Regions from separate parts of the Homo sapiens genome. Here region 2 is linked to region 1. A link is a loop called in an ENCODE intact Hi-C map of the cell type or tissue named here. Cell type or tissue: transverse colon. All regions are shown on one strand. Each heading gives the region's core, and the rest is flanking DNA. Links, peaks and the distances in the headings are about the cores only. Region 1 overlaps LOC124909355 (a long non-coding RNA gene). Region 2 has its middle 270 kb from the start of THRB.

Region 1 (2,924 bases), core at 175-2,674:
GCTGTTTTTGTCTCAGGGTGTCTCATGAAGTTACCACCAAGATGTTGGCCACAGGCCGGGCACGGTGGCTCACACCAGTAATCCCAGCACCTTGGGAGGCCAAGGTGGGTGGATCACCTGAGGTCGGGAGTTTGAGGCCAGCCTGACCAACATGGAGAAACCCGTCTCTACTAAAAATACAAACATTAGCCGGGTGTGGTGGTGCATGCCTGTAATCCCAGCTACTTGGGAGGCTGGGGCAGGAGAATCGCTTGAACCTGGGAGGCGGAGGTAGCAGTGAGCTGAGATTGAACCATTGCACTCCAGCCTGGGCAACGAGAGGGAAACTCCATCTTGGAAAAAAAAAAAAAAAAGATGTTGGCCACAGCTGAAGTCAGGTGAAGGATTAACCAGAGCCAGAGATCCCAGTTCCAATGAGGTTCATTCACATGGCTGTCAAGCTAGTGCTGGACTTTAGCAAGAGCGTCAGTTTTTCTTCACATTCAAGTCCTCTAGGTCAGTTTGAGTGTCCGAACAGCACAGTGCTGATTCCTTTTAGAAACAGAGATGAGAAAGAAAAAGAGATGAGAGAAAGAAGGAAGGAAGGAAAGAAAGAAAGGAAGGAAAGAGAGAGAAAGAAAGAGAAAGAAAGAAAGAAAAGAAAGAAAGAAAGAAAGAGAAAGAAAGAAAGAAGGGAAGGAAGGAAGAAAGAAAGAAGGGAAGGAAGGAAGGAAGGAAGGGAGAGAGAGAAGGAAGGAAGGAAAGAAAGAAAAAGAAAGAGAAGGAAAGAAGAAAGAAAGAGAAGGAAAGAAGAAAGAAAGAAAGAAAGAAAGAAAGAAAGAAAGAAAGAAAGAAAGAAAGAAAGAAAGAAAGAAAAAGAAAACAAATCAGGTAAAGTTGTATCCTTTTTATGACCTAGATTTGAGAGTTACACAGAAATTACACACTCTATTCATTAGAAGCAAGTCACTAAGTCTGCCAAAATCAAAGAAAAAGGAATGAGTTTCCATCTTTTGAAGGGAGGGGTGTCAAAGGATTTGCAGACATACTGAAACCACTACAACATCCTTCCTAGGGCTTCTACTGGAATGGATCAACTCCAGATGTTTTATTCTGGTTTTGTATCATCCTGGTGAAAGTTCAAAGTCAAAGGAAAGCCAAACTGTCATATTTTGTTCATGGATCTACCCTTTGGTGAGGGAGGCTAGAAATCTTGGCTTAAATTTCTACTAAAACTATACATAATGGAAATTATTAATAATTCCTAAAAGGATTTAAAGGTTTTATTATTTATATTTGTGTAATACAAATGATTTGGATATTAAGATTCTCAAAACAATAAAAGTCCACAACATATGGAAACAGCAAATTTGAAAAAAAAACAAAATTAAACGTATTAAATATCTATCAAATACAATTCCCTGTCACGTTGCATATTCTTTGACGAGCACAGCACAGTACTAACAACAGTGTTCACAAGATTGAAGACCTCCTGTATTGCTTTTCAATCTAATATCTCAAGCACAGTTAGATTTTCCATCTTACACAACTATGGATTTCTATTCTTCAATACTTTCTCTAAGCAAACGGTGTAACTGCTCATTAAATTGGTTCCTCTTCCAACTGTATTTCAATTAGTGGTAACATTTTTCTGTTACAAACTCTAGAAATGAATTCTATTACCAATAAAACTGTTCTTACTTCAGAGATGAATAAAATCTTCTAAAAATACTTTCTGAACTGACACTGTTAACCTCTCAGGATATAAGAAACTTTTATAACATCGTTTTTCTTGGTGTACAGGCAACCCAGAACCAGCTTCCACCTGGTTCTCTCTCTCTCTCTCTTTCCCTCCCTCTCTCCCTCCCACCCCTTTTCTGACCTTTCCAGAAGCAGAATTTGGCATGGAGCCCAGCTCTAGAATAGGTTTCTTTCCTTCACTTACTCCACTCTTAACAGCCAACTGGTTTGTTTTGGTGGGGAATCAGCCACCATGACATGAGAATGCTGCAAGTGTCTCACATGAAGAATCTGGTGCAGCTTCAAGAGTGAGGTGAACAATTTGGTAACACCAAGCATGCAGCAGACATCTCAGCAATAATTCAACAATAAAAAATAAAATTAGCAATTGATTTACCCCACCAAGAATCTATCAGTCATAAAAACAAAGAAAGTAAAAGAAAGAACTTTCTGTTTCTTTGAGTAAATGATTTTTGAAGGATGGCTATAAAGGAAATATAGTCAGTGTTTAATCTTGTAGTCCATAAATGTTTTCTTCAAGTTGCAGGAAGGAACTGAAGTGTAACAGAAGAGGGAAGGAATGTCCCACACCCATTCATGCCAAATGAAGTAGGATATTTACTAATACATGTTCAAAAAAGGGATAAGATGGGAACTGCAAAGACATAGGATTGAGGAGTGCACTAATGTGATATCACATGGTTTGAAACTTCTAACTTAACTAATAAATAGAAAATAATAACAATAATAGCTACCTCTGAAAAGACAGAAATGAGGCTCTGAGGTCATTAATCTGAGAGGCGTATAAAAGATGCATTTTTCACCTCCGCGATTTAGGGAATACTTACGCCACATCAGAGCAGACATTGCAACCTATTTGAATATATATTTTCAATATCATTTTGGCCTCATTGGCCTCATTTTTTTGGTGGGAAATAAAAACTACTCAAGCTTATCAGTCACATCCCACCTGTTCTGAAACAATAAGAAAGAGTCCCAGCAGACAACGTTTTCATACTTAGAAAGCTCAAGGTACTTAAAGAAATAACATTCTAATTACTTCTCTTCTGGCCTCAGATGACTACGATGTGTTGCCTATTTTTCTAAGACAGTCCTTTCCTAACCATGGAGTCCCTGGTTTCCTCAGGGTTCCTCAAGACTGGGTGTGCTTGGGGTGGGGGACTTGGCCCTAGGTCCTCCCACAC
Region 2 (2,924 bases), core at 116-2,615, 50 kb after region 1:
TAAAGGGCCAGATAGCAAATGTTTTAGTTTTTGAGAGCTATAAAGTCTCTGTTGCAACTATTTAACTGTTGCTGTGCTGTGAAAACAGCCATAGAGATTACATAAATGGATGGATATGGCTGTATTCCAATAAAATGTATTTACAGTAACCACCAACAGGTCATATTTGGCCTGTGGGATGCAGTTTTCTGAGCCTAGCTCTAAAATATGCCTGTATATTGTCCCTTAATCATAGTGTCTAGTATATTTATATTTATTTATCCAAGGAAGATGCTGAGAAGCCTGGGGTGGGCGTAGGAGAAGAGGGGAAGGTTTCGAGGCCAAACTTAGCCAAACATAGGCAGAGAAAGGATGGCAAGCTTCCAGAATTATCCATATGTTGTTAACCGGGTCTACACAGAGTTGGCTACACTGGCCAATAACTTGAAAATGTCTAGATACTGGATATGAACAAAGAAAAAAAATTATCACTAGTGGTAATTATACTCAATTCTTTCAGAAGGTCCTAGCAGAAAAGAGATCAGAGCAGGCAAAAGCAAAAATGTAACTTTTATTGAAAAAAGAAAACATGTTTGGAAGTTTTAAAATTAGTGTTAGAAAAGAATGCACTCAAATACTGATGTCGCCTCAGAAGTTCTTGCTATGAATGTAACCTTCCTGGAGGTAGAAAAAAACTGACCCTCCAATAAAATAGCTGTGGTTTGGGTCAGCAGTTTTCTTTCCCCTTTCCCAGCTCTTTTTCCCTTTTCCTCCTGAATCTGCACTGACCTCCCATCTCCCTCTTTTGGGGGCAAAGATTAAGCCGATGGGGGCACCCCAATCAGAAGTCCCTGACCGTCCCGTCCTTGGTTATTTAACCGCGATGGGTATTTCCGGGAAGGTCATCATTTCTTTCCATCACAATGAGTGATCGACTCAACATGGAGTTCATATTGCACCAAACACTTTCAAAAATGATTCATGTTAATGGCATGTCTCGGGGAATTGATGCTGAACAGAAGCTACAACTAAAGCTTAAAAAATGATTTAGCAATAGGAAAGCCCACAGACCACGGCACACGTAGGCACAGTAGATGGTAAACATCAAAGAATAAATACAACTAAAAGTCATAAAATCGGATAGACAATAAATCTGACAGTTCAAGACCTTTTGGGGCTTGAATCATAAAAAATAAAATTACTTACTCAGGCATTCCTGGGTTTGTTTATTTATTTATTTATTTATTTATTTATTTTTTGCCACACGTCTTTTACAGGGCAGTGAACTGAAGACAGTTTCATATTTCTGACGTGTTAGTGTGTTTTACAAAGGTGGTTGCCGCACAAAATAAAATCAAAAGGACATATTGAAAAAAATACCCTCCTTTTGTCCATAATACTGATCACTCCTTGAAGGAAGAGGTTGTTGGGAATTTATCCACCAAAATCAGACTTGAAGCTTTTATAGGTTTCCCATGGCAGCCACAAAATGTAACAAAAAAAGAGAACTGATATATCCAAATCATTCTTGTTTTTTATTTCCTTACAGTCCTTTTGTCTTCTAAGGGAGTTATAATTGGGTTTGTAGAGTCTATTTTATAAAATAAAAAGGAGAAAAGCATTGTAATGTTTTAGATGAACTGAAGGGAGAAAAGAAATATAGGAAGCTAACATTAGATTGAAGAAAATATTAATGTCAAAAATACCTTTTCTTCAAATATAAAATGTGTCCTTAGGAAAAGTTTCTGCAAAAGATCTAAACATAGATCATCCTTAATGTATTTTTAACTAAAGGAAGAAGAAAATAATAAGCAGACTAATTGTACCTTTGTTTCTTCTAAGACTTGCTTCCTATCTTAACTATTAAGTCATAATTCAAAAGCAGTATTAAACCTCCACTTATAAAGCATTCTGTTAAGACTTCTGTAACATTTAATAATGAACAAGACAAGATTCCACCCTCAAACCTGGGTCTAGAAAGCTGATCCTGAAGGTAACCGTTAAAGCCTTGCTGAGTAAAGGGAACTGACCTTGACTGTCTCAATTCTTTATGCATCTTGCTACTCCTCATACATAACTCAAAATAAGCTCATGAATACTTTTGGTTTTACATGTCTTACCTTCTTTTCCCTATTAGATATTAAAGTCCTTATCAATATTCAAGAAATATCGATCATCTACTGTGCATCAGAGACCATTCAACAATAACCAAGACATGTTCCTGCTACTGCAGAGCTTGCAATTAAGAAAGATATTAAACAATAATTATACAATGAATTATATAATTAATTTTGTTATAAAGACAGCAATGAACATTACCTAGTAGATCCATCTTATATATGTTCTTCATACCCCCACTGTTTGAGACATTCCTCTGCAAAAAACAAACAAACAAACAAACAAAAACAATAAAGTTGTTGATTATGTGACAAAATAAATTTTAGGAGTTTGGTTAGGTTACGTGGTTTAGGCAATGCGTTTTCAAAAGCGTCAATATTGCCCTCATAGGGGTGAAAATCGGTTTTGGCAGGGGTGAAAAAAATACTTCTTTTAATGCATAAAGCAGAGAGAGATATACATACAGCATATAAACAGATATATGTCATATGTGAGATATTAAAATATTATGGGGTAGCAGTTGGAAAAAATGTCAAAAAAGGTTTATTAGGGAGGGAAATGATAATGAAAAAACGACTGAGAAACACTGGTGTAGGCAACACCTGCTTACTAATATTCCATTTGTGTATACCAATTCCATACAACGTTCTCATGCTCTTTCTCCCCAGTCAAGGGAAGTGCTATCATCAGAAACTCTTGCCAGCCAAATGTATTATCCTTTGGCTCTGCTTGGACAGACGCAGGTTGTAGAACTCATAGTAAATAAAGGCTATAATGTAAGATAGCTTCAAAGTGTATGGGCTCTGGGTTTAAAGAGAGCTCAGTGT

What was found. Hi-C counts contacts between places; a loop is a spot of excess contacts. Peaks named below come from ENCODE experiments on the same cell type or tissue, not always from the same donor. Only the 100,000 strongest peaks of a DNase experiment are listed, where the experiment ranks them.
Region 2: it touches region 1 in a loop (13-fold over the local background); 2 of 110 quality-filtered maps call a loop at or near these places.

What each region holds. Positions count from the first base shown.
Region 1 is chr3:24,811,314-24,814,237 of GRCh38, reverse strand. It overlaps LOC124909355 (a long non-coding RNA gene), which reads right to left. Exons shown (of 2, transcript XR_007095846.1): 2 at 1-531. Among named protein-coding and RNA genes, the nearest start is that of THRB, 320 kb to the right of the region's middle. In transverse colon, for the core only: no CTCF peak of the experiment used is centred there; no DNase peak of the experiment used is centred there.
Region 2 is chr3:24,761,669-24,764,592 of GRCh38, reverse strand. No RefSeq gene overlaps it. Among named protein-coding and RNA genes, the nearest start is that of THRB, 270 kb to the right of the region's middle. In transverse colon, for the core only: no CTCF peak of the experiment used is centred there; no DNase peak of the experiment used is centred there.